Linked DNA regions of Homo sapiens: all the other regions are linked to region 3. A link is a contact called in ENCODE Hi-C or POLR2A ChIA-PET data. All regions are on one chromosome and are shown on one strand. Each heading gives the region's core, a stretch centred on a gene start or an enhancer-like site at or near the end of the contact. The rest is flanking DNA. Distances are from core to core; before and after follow the strand shown. Region 1 holds the start of TCAIM (T cell activation inhibitor, mitochondrial). Region 2 holds the start of ABHD5 (abhydrolase domain containing 5, lysophosphatidic acid acyltransferase). Region 3 holds the start of EIF1B-AS1 (EIF1B antisense RNA 1). Region 4 holds the start of EXOSC7 (exosome component 7).

Region 1 (2,700 bases), core at 76-2,575, 4.0 Mb before region 3:
CTTCTCGTCTTCAGATAAATTCTTACATAGGTGGTTCCTGTCCATACTGCACTTAGCCCACTATACTTCCACTTGGAAAATGCTATAAAATAACTGAAGAGGTTGCACTGTCTTATCACACTTGGGAGGCATACCGAGTCTTTAACTCACCCATTCATCACCACTTATGGGCCAGGTCCTGCGTAAAGCATTGGGACTAGAAAATTATTAAGACAATTCTAATACTCAAAAGACTTTTAGAGGGAGGGGGGAGTGTAAAAACAGACACAAGCAGATAAGTATAAAACAACGCAGTAAATGCAATAATACAAACATGCACAGAATATGAGAAACTCCCAGACGCAACACTTGGAATGGGGCGGGGAGAGCTCAGGAAGGTCTTCTCTAAGGAAATGGTGCCTTTCCTGGAAGAGGGCAGAGGACCGGGAAGGATAAAATTTATTTACAAACCATTGTAAATGACTACTTTAATCTACTTAACAGTGATATTAGTTTCTGTTTCATAAAGTGAAAATTTCTAATTTTACCTAAAATCTGTTCTAAGTGAGGCATTAAATCTGTGCAGTTTCAAACCAAATTTGGTGGAAAGATACCTAAATCAGTGAAAAATCCAAATTATGGAAGAGTACACGAAAAACGGTTTTGTTTTGCTTACTTTCAACTAACACCGAGTGTGTGCCAAATAGAGCTCTCAGGATTGAGCTTTGACCATTTGGCACAACTTTTATTTGAAAGTAATTTATTTTAACAAAATTAATATCATGCCACTCTCATTTGAACTGTGACTTCCCTTAGTGACTATCTTGTACGGTTTCTGAAAGCAGTTTGTTATATCAAGGAGGGACAAAAGCGGTAATTTTCATGGCTTTTCAGTTGAATATGAACTTCTTAGAGTAGGGGAAAAAGGCAAAGAAAAAGAGCAAAAGCAGGAAATGCTATTAGATACATTAGCCTAGATTCTGTAGCTTCCTTTTCTAAATCTCGCTATATGAGATTTAGTACGTAACAATTTCCCGTAAATCAAAGACCTCGGAAAAATATAAGTCGGAAACAATAAAACCTAAATCGTCTTTGCGTTCTCATTTCACAGCGAGTTAAAATGTAGATGCGATGCGGATACTGCGTCCCCTGGCACTGCCTCAATTCAAAAGTTAGCACTTTGCGCTAAGGTGGCTCTGAGCACTCCCCTCCGACCCCGCTTCCCCCCTAGAGGAGCATGAATGCACCACCGGAGCCCCTCCCCTCTTGCTCCTTACAGTTCTGGCAAGGGTCCGACGCGAGGGCTTTGTCCGACTAGTTCCACCTCCCACCCAGTACACCAGAAGGGAGGACAGTCGCTCCGCCCGCAGGGCTGTTCGGACGCGCATGCGCACTGGGGCGTCAGCTGGCCAACCAGCGCGCGACGCACGGCCAGGCGCTCCCACCTGCCCTCGCCCCGGTGGGCGACAGGCTTTGACGGGCTCCTAGCCGCAGTGCCCTCTGAGCCCCCAACCCTGAATTCTCAGCTGGGCCCTCCCGGCTCCACCTGCCCCCAACACCCTCCCCGCTCCGGCGGCGGCAGGGCGCTCGAGGCAAGCCCGGGCAGGGGGACGAGCTGCAGGTGACGCCCTGGTTGGCTGGAGCGTGCCAGGCCTTCCCCCTACGGCGCCTGCGCACAGCCAGGGCGTGGATTCAACCTTCCGCGGTGCCCTGCCTCTAGCTGACGTCAGCACCCTGGTAACTGCTGCACCTTCGCCGCGCGCTTTGAGCCCCCGCCCCTCCGCCTTCTTACCGGCCGCCCTGAGGGGTCTCGGCGCGCTCGGCTGAGAGCTTTAGGAGGCGCGAGCGAGCACTCCGACTAGGCCGGAGGGACTCGGAAAATGATGGTCCGGCAGGTGGTGGGTCCTGACCCAAGGGCCTGCAAGGAACGGAGAAGGGCAACCGAGCACGCGCTGGATCTTGGGGAAGAAGGGGAAAGGGACTGCTGGAGGAGGCGCGCATGCGCCGTGCGGTCCTTCGCCCCGGGCGCCCTGGCAGGGGGCGAGGCTCTGCGGAACTCCCGGAGCTGGCGCCAGGGAACAAGTCTCAGTGGAGAGCCTCGAATTTTAAAAGTCTCATTTAAGTATTTCTTTTGGTTTTCCTTGTATAAATATAGCTAACTTTTAAACATTTCTTTTCCGGCTTGTGTTGTTTGCTTTGGACCCTTCAGCACCTATTTTTAAACGTTAAGCATTCCCCAGTCAGCATGAAAGTTTTACTGTTAGTTTTATTTTGTTCCTATAATTTTGATTCCCCCCAGAAACTGCCACAGATGAAATCAAGCCAATAGAATTGAAAGCAAAGATCACCTGGTGGCCATGAAGCCGACCATCCTTAGGCAGAAACTCCTTACCTGAGGAATTTAGAGGTAACTAGACTTCCCTGTTACCTAAAGCCAGCATCTGGTACCAGACTTCTTCCCTCCAAATTTAAAAGTAACTAGAATTTCTATGCATCTCCGTAATGCACGCATGTCAAAACTCATTGTGCACCCCTTGCCATCTGCTCCATGCCCCAATCAACCCCTGTCCCCTACCATCCAGATACTTTATTACCCTCACATACTTGCACAGGAGTTACATATGCCACTAGTACAAAGTCCTCAGAAAATCCCCCAAGTGTTATGCCTCTCCACAAGGTGGCAAACGGAGATTTGGGAACAATTTGAGTTCATGTCCCTTT
Region 2 (2,700 bases), core at 91-2,590, 3.4 Mb before region 3:
AAATAAACAAAACTCAAGAGAATAACTTCCTTTCTAATATTTCACAATTTTTCCCCATGACATCTTTCCAAATATCCCTGTCTTCATGGTACTCCATATTCTATCATTTAGGTTATGTTTCCTAGGCAAATTTCTCCAGACGTCTGAAGTAGAACCGACGTCAAAAAATTAAATATATATGGGGGAAGTTTACTTTCCAATACAAACGACAGGCCTTGAGAAACAAGGCAATAACCTCCATAACAATTTAATTATTCCACTCATTAACTACTATTCTTCTACTAACAAGTGCAAGAAGTCATTTAGGTGTAGAAAAGAATAAACTCACTATACCTGTATATAAAAAAGTTTCACATTAGACATCTGCCCTCCAACTTCCACAGTTTCCTATACATTATGTGTGTTCTTCTAAGGCACATGCAACACACACTTCGCCAGTAAAGCCAGAATAATCCCAGAAGCGCAAACAAATAAGGGACAGTGGAGCTTGCAAGCCAAAGACCTTCATCCGAAAGATGAATTATGACATTTGAACGTGTATCTCTATCTTAAGGGCTAACTTTCTTTCTATGAAGTATCTGAAACTCACAGCCATACACCCACTTCCCTCACTCCTTCTCCCCTCCCTCCTTCCCGGCACCCCCGCCCTCCCGCCGCTTCCCGGGCGAATTCGGGCCTCTAATATCCCCTCCAAGGAAGCGCCGCCCCTTCCTACGGCTACGGGAAGGATCGTCCAGTGGCTGAGGCTGGACAGAGCACAGGTAGTACCTGTAGACGGAAGCCGCGATGGGAGGCTGACAGACCCGGTCATTTCCCGCGCCTCGCAGTCAGGTGCAGGGTCGACCGGGCACCGCCCGCCGGCGGCATTGGGGCAGGCCGGGTCCCTTGGCAGAGCCCGAGCCGGTGCGGCCGCCGCGGCCAGCTCCGTCGCCGGCCCGCGGGGTGGCTTATACAACAACGGGGCGGACCCTCCGCGCGGGGTCAAGGCGGCCTCCCGGCGCGGCCGGAGTCCGGCTCAGACACCTCGGGGCCCCGACGCTGAGGGGAGCCTCTCCCAGGCAGAGCGGCGCCGGGACGCCTCTGGGCGCCGCGCGGACTCATGCCGGGGAGGGTCGAGGAAGCCGCCCGTCGTCGCCAGGCGGGCGGCGACTCCTTGGTGCTGCCCGCTGGGCCCTAACCCGGCCCGCGCGGAGGGTGCGCGCCGGAGACACACGAAGCCCCCTGCCGGCTGCGCTTACCTCTCTCCGGTGTCGGCAGAGTCCACCTCCTCCTCCTCCGCCGCCATAGCCGCCGCCGCGCAAGCGCCGGGACTTATCTCGAAGCCGGCTGACAGGCCGACTGGGCCGCCCCGGGCTGGCGCGGCACTTAAGGCGGCGCAGGCCGCCAGCGCATGCGTCTTCCGCGCACTAGCACGGCCCGGCGGCGCGCCCGCGTTTGCGCGTGCGCGGCCTTGCCTCCGGCTTTGCGTCCGCCATCCCCAGCCAGCATGCACTAGTTCTCCCGCCCGACGCTCCCGGGTGTAAGCGCGGGGCGGGACAGTCAGCCCAGAGGGACTGGCGAGACTCACCCGAATGAGTTAGGTGTTTTAGCTAATTTGAATAATGACTGTATTCATGCATCACCCCGTCGGTGTTGGCTGTCAGGTGGCACCTTGGGGACGGAGGTGCGTCCGGTCCTGGAAGAGCCTAGCTAGTGTCCGATAGATGGTGCAGTGGCAAATGAAATGGCGTAATCGAGGTGCTGTGTGGCGTCCCGCCAGCCTTTCCCCGCGGGTTGGGGGGCCAGGGGGAGAGGGCGACTCACAGGAGCCTTCAGTCAGTTGAGCACTGCTCTAGGTGCTGATGTTACTGTAGTGGCCAGAGCCAGCAATTTCCCTCCCACTCGACTCTCTAGATACCTGGGAGGGTGAAAAGAGTCGGTGTTGGCCGGGCGCGGTGGCTCAGGCCTGTAATCCCAGCACTTTGGGCGGCCAAGGCGGGCGGATTTTCTGAGGTCGGGAGTTGGAGACCAGCCTGAGCTGAAGAAACCCCGTCTCTATTAAAAATACAAAATTAGCCGGGCGCGGTGGCGCATACCTGTAATTCCAGCTACTCGGGAGCCTGAGGTAGGAGAATCGCTTGAACTCGGGAGGCGGAGGTTGCGGTGAGCCGAGATCGCACCATTGCACTCCAGCCTGGGCAACAAGAACGAAACTCCGTCTCAAAAAAAAAAAAAAAAGTCTATGTTTAGGTACTTCGAGTTATTGAGGTGAAATGACTAACCTAAATAGCAGTATTTCTTGACCTGTTTTCAAGCCTTTTAGCAATCAGGTGCAACCTGCTTTTGGAATTCTGCCACCCACTACTACTCATCCATTTATGTTTGGTGTGTGTCTACTATGGGCTCACTTTGTTCTAGGTGCTTGAAAACAATGGGTTGAAATACTGCTCCTGTTTTGATAGATCCTACGCGAATATATTAACCTTTATTTTAGACTCAGTTCATTGTTCTCCTTCCCTGACTCTCCTCCCTCTTTTTCTCTCCTCTGAGCCCCACTGTAAACCTGTCTTTATCACCCATCTAGCTCTCAGGTTCTCAGCCTTGTGTAATTGTTACAGCTTTTAAATAAACATTATCGAATATCTTTCCAACTACACGAGAAAGTCCTCTAGGATAGGAATGGTGTCTTCTGTAATTTAGAGGGGGGAAAGCCACTTATAA
Region 3 (2,700 bases), core at 76-2,575:
TAATCATCTGCAATGCCCTGAACAGTAGTCAGTGTCTTTCTGCCGTTCCGTTGCTGGATTCTTATATGAATGTAATCCTCAGTCCCTGCCGGGAGTAAGTCGTCACCCTTAGTTGCATCAGCAAAGGGGTCTGCGAATGGATAAAAAAAAAAAAAAAATCCAAAGTAGAAAAATATTTTTTAAGAAGTACTTTCCAGAAATACATTATACTACCAATCCAGACAGTCATCAATGAAGGTTCTAGTGCCTTTGCTGTTTTTGCCGGTAGGAATGGAGATGGGGGTGGAGTATTAATAAAACCCCCAAGATACTCTCACAAAAAGAGAAACATTTGAACAGCTATGTCCATTGTAGAAAAACGCTGTTATAGATAAATAATGTTATCGTTCAATATGGTCCTCTAATGAGAAAAAGATTTAGAAAACCTTAATATTGTAGCCGCTATAAAAATGTGCGTCATCTCGATTACATTCTGATGAAAACATAAACATTCGAATACGCCCACCTTAATCATTTAACCGTAACTGTGCCTTGCCAAAAAAAAAGTAGATTACATATATATCAAGAGGCGTAATTTAACAAATTGCTACGCAAGCAGAGAAGACTGAACCACTGGCCAGTGACAGATCAGAGGCTTGCATCCGCATCTTTCCCTAAGTGCCCCCAGGAGCTGCCAGAGAACGGGCGCCGATCCCTGGTTTCCCTGGCCCGGCATACCCTTTGCAAGTAGCAGGGCCGATCTAGGAGTCCACGAAATAGGATCGCCAAGGTTTCAAGGGGCAGAAGCGGAGGCGAGAGCCGGGTCAAGGACGGGGCAGGGGGTGGCGCAGGGCCCGCGGCCGGGGCTCCGAGAGGAGGGCTCGGAGTCCGGCGCTGTCCTCGGGGAAGGGGTCGCCAGGGGCCCCGTCGCCATTTTCTGGGCGCCGAGACAAAGCCCCACTAGGGGTGCGGGAAGGGCAGAAAGGGGGCCCCTAGGGGCGGTGGCCAGGCGGGCAAAAGGCCGAGATGCGCGCCGGGCAAGGGAGGGAGGCGGCGGCGACGGGATCTTACCGAAAGATTGGAGGTTCTGGATAGTGGACATGCGATACTAGTGTGAGGCCGGTGAGGGGATAAAATTCCTGCGGGGCCCGCCCGGATCACCTTGTCAGGAGGCTGTAGTGGCGAGAAAACGGAAATAAATAAGAAAACGCTTCGCCCTGGGGTTGGGATTAGGCTGGAGTGGCGGCGGCGGAAGCCGGGAGGAGGCAGGAAGAGGCGAAGGAGGAGGCGGAGGAAGAGGCGAGGGCGCGAGAGAAGAGGCGGCGCTGCGGCTTCTCGCACAAAATGGCCGATGGAGACTATTTAGCCGCGCCCGCGGCCCCTCCCACGTGACCGTCCCGCGCCGAGCATCCTGGGACTTGTAGTTTTCTGGAGGCAGCAGAGCCCGGAAAGCCTGAGGCCGGGGGCGGCCGAGACCGCAATTCCCGTCACGGAGTGCGTCCTCTAGCGCGGGGCGGAAGACCCGCGAAGTGTTCAAGCGGCCGCAGAGCGGCCCAGAGTTCGCAGGTCTGGGGCTCTCTTCCCAGAGAGCTCGTAGGGGAGGACAGTCAAGGGACTCAAGCGTCTCTCTTGACTCCCCTTCTCTCGCTGTGCAGTGGCGGCGCCGAGGGGTCGACGCTCAGGGCTAATCTCTATGAGTCACCCTCGAGGCCCCGGGTAATGTAAGTAAAATCGGGGTGCAGGAACAAAACAAGTCCCCTTGCTCCGGCTTTCAACTCATTGGCCCCCGCTCAGCAACTACCTGCATTGAAATTCCAACCCCAGTTGCAGGAGCGGTGTTAGTCTCAACCAATACTGGAGATGGGAGCCTCTCTTTCCAGGATTGGACGGACCTCCGATTCCCTAGCACGGTGGATCTCAGACTAAAGCGTGTGTCTCTGGAGGGCTTGAGAAAACACTGATAGACCCCAGAGTTTCTGTTTCAGGAAGTCTAGGGTGTGACCTGAAAATCTGCAATTCTCATAAGCTCCTTGGTGATGCTGATCCTGCCTGCTGGTCTGGGATCAGGCTTGAGAATCACTGCCCAGCTTAATCCTGGGCCTGGCATCGAGTGGGGGCCAGGTGTGTATGAACAGAAGATACCAGAAAATCAGCTTGTCAGCTCATTTTGTGTGCCTCAGAAGGCCCAACAGAGAATTCAGGAAAGATGCCAGGTATAAGCTGAAGGTGAGCTCAGCAAATAGGTTAATTGATGGAGTCATGTACCAGACCGTAATATCTTCCTATCAGGTCACGCACAGAAAAATAAACCCGAGACTTTGGGAATTGGCTCACTCAGGCAGGTGTGTTCAATTGTCAAACTTGGTTGGCTTTCTGGAAGCAAAGAGATAGACTAAAATTTAGGGATTCTTAACTTTTTTGTGTGTGCCATGGCAATCCTGTGAAGCTGCTGAATCCCTTCTCAGAATAATGAGAAGTTAAGTTTTAAGTTCACAAAGTACATAGGATTACAAAGGAAACCAATTATATTGAAATTTAAAAAATACATTAATAACGTGTATTTCTTTATTAATACACTAATAAGATCTAGCAAGATTAGGTCTAATACTATAATTTCAAAAAGCTGATAAATGTAAGAGATATTTTGTGATGTCCGTAACATCAGAAATTTAATATGAAAGTATGTGTAACTTCTGTTGGTGCGAAGTGACAGGTCCTTCT
Region 4 (2,700 bases), core at 99-2,598, 4.7 Mb before region 3:
TACACACATATGTCCCACTGTTGTTAATCCTGAATTATAACTAAAATATGCAACTGTGAGTTCTGACTTTATTATCCAGGCATAATATGCTAAATATTGGCATTTCTTCATATATAAAGGGCCCAGAAGATAACGGCAGGTCACGATTTTTAAATGGACATGTCCTTAACTCACGTTGTGGGACTTCAATGATAGCTGGCCGCTTCAATCCGATGGCTACATCACGGGACCACTGACTTTGCAGTTGGTACTGACAGAGGAAAGGCATGAGGAAAAGAGGTAGGAGCTGTCGCCAGAACTCTGCCAAGGATGGGATGAAGAACTCTGATAGGAGGACCACACCGTAGGTTAACAAGTGGAGACACAGCCGGAGGAGGATACAGGGTAGCTCGTTACCAGGTCCAACATTTTTCAACCCTCGTTCTGGAGTGGTCATAACCAGGGATTTAATATAGAACACAGAGGACATTAGGTTATAGCTGCCTAGGGATCTTAGTTCTTCATTGGCAAAATGGAAACAGCACTTAGGCTATCGGCTGCCTAGCCGCTTTTTTTTTGAGACTCGGCTCACTGCAACCTCCGCCTCCCGGGTTCAAGCGATTCTCCTGCCTCAGTCTCCCGAGTAGCTGGGACTACAGGCGTGCGCCACCACGCCCAGCTAAATTTTTTTGTATTTTTAGCAGAGACGGGGTTTCACCATGTTGGTCAGGACGGTCTCTTGACCTCGTGATCCGCCCGCCTCGGCCTCCCAAAGTGCTGGGATTACAGGCGTCCTAGCCGCTTTTTAAAAACCCTTCCCCCTTTATTTGTACGGCAATTTGTATTTTCAAAGTGCGTTCACCTCGCATGCGCCCTCCTAACCACGAGGTGAGGAAAAGCAGGCCAGAAGCCCACCTCCAAACTCCCATTTCCTCGAAGAGAAAACTGAGGCTCGGACAAGATCTGTGCGCGAACGCCGAATGGATGGCCCTGGGGCCGATGCTCTCTCACTAAGAAAAGGCCTCCGAGACTGCCCAAGCTTCCTGCCCGGGTTCGGAATCTTATAGACCCGCAAAACTGCAAATGCGCTAACAGTCCTAAAAACGTCCACGTTGCCAGCTCTGAATTGCAAACGCCGGCAGCAGAACCGTTTAATCACAAGGTAAACGGAGAGTCGCCGCAGCTCGGCTGCCTCCTCACTGGCAAACCCAGGGCAGGCCGCGACCCGCAGGGCCAGGCTGAACCCGGCGGCCGACCCAACGCCGCTGCTGTAGCTACCTGGACGCCATGCACGATGTACACCTTCTCCGCCTCGCTCAGCGTCACGGACGCCATGCTGCCGAGCTGCCCCACGAGCCGCACGTCATCTGCGCGCGTCCCCTCCTCTGGACCGCGCCCCCACGTCCCACCCCCCCCCGCCCCGCGTCAGCGCGTCATCAACCTGCGCGGCGGCCGCTCCTGCAGCCGCGGCCGCCGCCACTGCCGGGAGAGCTCGATGGGCTTCTCCTGCGCGCCGCCCGGTGTCTGGCCGAGTCCAGAGAGCCGCGGCGCCTCGTTCCGAGGAGCCATCGCCGAAGCCCGAGGCCGGGTCCCGGGTTGGGGACTGCAGGGGAAGGCAGCGGCGGCGGCGGCGGGAGCCCCACCGGGGTCTGGGACTGGGGAACTGCCTCCGGCTTCACGGTCAGTTGGGAAGGGAAACTGGGGTAGGGGTGAAGAAGCTGGGGTGAGGCGAGCCTCACGGGCCGGGGGACTCCCAGTGGGAGAGGCGTGCGGCGTAGTTGCTCAGAGCTGGAGTTGACTTAGGAGCGTGTGTGTGTGTGTGTGTGTGTGTGTGTGTGTGAGAGAGAGAGAGAGAGAGAGAGAGACCCCGACTAAGGAGGGGCGGACGTCGTGATTGGCCCGGGGGTGCTGTTTCCCTGCTCTTCTCCCCTCCATTTCTCTAGTCCCTAGGATGGCTGGAGAGGCGATGCAGCCCTCCCTAGGTAGTTCTTGGTGGGAAGGGTCCGGGAATGGGGGACACTAGTCCTAAGGCGTCCCCACCCCTCCACCCAGGAATATCTCTCGCTGGCTCGCTCACTCTCTGTGACCGAACGCTGTCCCATTACCTTGCTGGGACCTCTTGCCTCGGGTGCTTACCAGAGCGTTGTCCCACAGACGGGGGAGGAGGCGCTTGGTAACCGGCACTGGCGAGGTGCGCAGTGCCCGGACGTCCCCAACGCTTCCTAGCGGGAACTGGAAACCCCGGCTTGATGGAAGTGATTACTGGGAGCTGTGAGCAGTTGCCCGAAAAAAAGCCAACCCCAACCCCTTGCGATGGCCGAGTGGGAGTATGGGCATTGGATACCCGGAGAGGATATCTGCAAGGTGAAGCTGGGGTCACCAAAGGAACTCATTAAGGCGGGGCTGACAAAGTATGGTGCAAGTTTTAAAGGAGCCGTGTGGATAAATGGGAGAAAGTTAACCCAAATTAGTTGAAGCAAGGAGGGCAGGTTAAAGCAATTCTGATGACTTTCCTGATGTTCCATTTTTGAGGACCCTCAGCCAAAAAAAAAAAAAAATGGTATTTATCAGATAGTGGGTTCAAATACAGTTTCAGATAACTATTGGGAGCCTACTATAGATAGGCTTTGTGCTACCTTTAGAACACAAGACAAGTAAAACATACTATGCCCAGAGAAGTTCCCTGGGCAGATGAAGGCTCCAGGGCCAACATAACCACAG

What was found. A loop is a pair of places that touch in the nucleus more often than their neighbours do. ChIA-PET counts read pairs that join two places held with the same protein, here RNA polymerase II (POLR2A). Pooled maps may share reads with other maps.
Region 1: a loop to region 3 is called in a map of CD4-positive, alpha-beta T cell, with 6 times the contacts of the local background. The contact joins the promoter of TCAIM here to the promoter of EIF1B-AS1 in region 3. A Hi-C loop is called at or near these places in 1 of 168 maps with a recorded cell type or tissue (CD4-positive, alpha-beta T cell) and 12 of 50 pooled maps. POLR2A ChIA-PET finds 5 or more read pairs at or near these places in 1 of 52 experiments (common myeloid progenitor, CD34-positive).
Region 2: a map of naive thymus-derived CD4-positive, alpha-beta T cell shows a loop between it and region 3 (10-fold over the local background). The contact joins the promoter of ABHD5 here to the promoter of EIF1B-AS1 in region 3. A Hi-C loop is called at or near these places in 1 of 168 maps with a recorded cell type or tissue (naive thymus-derived CD4-positive, alpha-beta T cell) and 9 of 50 pooled maps. POLR2A ChIA-PET finds 5 or more read pairs at or near these places in 1 of 52 experiments (OCI-LY7).
Region 4: a loop to region 3 is called in a pooled map, with 6 times the contacts of the local background. The contact joins the promoter of EXOSC7 here to the promoter of EIF1B-AS1 in region 3. A Hi-C loop is called at or near these places in 4 of 50 pooled maps.

Annotation. Positions count from the first base shown.
Region 1 is chr3:44,337,391-44,340,090 of GRCh38, reverse strand. It overlaps TCAIM (T cell activation inhibitor, mitochondrial), which reads right to left and starts at 1,325. Exons shown (of 11, transcript NM_173826.4): 1 at 1,257-1,325. LOC105377055 (a long non-coding RNA gene) reads left to right here and starts at 1,973. Exons shown (of 4, transcript XR_940782.4): 1 at 1,973-2,386. RefSeq lists a silencer at 1,275-1,664 and enhancers at 1,805-1,974, 1,659-2,312.
Region 2 is chr3:43,689,578-43,692,277 of GRCh38, reverse strand. It overlaps ABHD5 (abhydrolase domain containing 5, lysophosphatidic acid acyltransferase), which reads right to left and starts at 1,340. Exons shown (of 7, transcript NM_016006.6): 1 at 1,239-1,340. The coding sequence starts at 1,285. It also overlaps a transcript of ANO10 not described here. RefSeq lists a silencer at 689-1,168.
Region 3 is chr3:40,308,323-40,311,022 of GRCh38, reverse strand. It overlaps EIF1B-AS1 (EIF1B antisense RNA 1), which reads left to right and starts at 1,325. Exons shown (of 3, transcript NR_033965.1): 1 at 1,325-1,700. It overlaps EIF1B (eukaryotic translation initiation factor 1B), which reads right to left and starts at 1,316. Exons shown (of 4, transcript NM_005875.3): 1 at 1,051-1,316; 2 at 1-130. The coding sequence starts at 1,081. It overlaps LOC124906228 (a long non-coding RNA gene), which reads left to right and starts at 2,212. Exons shown (of 2, transcript XR_007095876.1): 1 at 2,212-2,700. RefSeq lists a silencer at 906-955 and an enhancer at 1,226-1,585.
Region 4 is chr3:44,974,892-44,977,591 of GRCh38, reverse strand. EXOSC7 (exosome component 7) reads right to left here and starts at 1,348. Exons shown (of 8, transcript NM_015004.4): 1 at 1,258-1,348. The coding sequence starts at 1,314. It overlaps ZDHHC3 (zDHHC palmitoyltransferase 3), which reads left to right and starts at 1,418. Exons shown (of 7, transcript NM_001135179.2): 1 at 1,418-1,659. RefSeq lists silencers at 1,382-1,451, 1,572-1,671 and an enhancer at 1,894-2,438.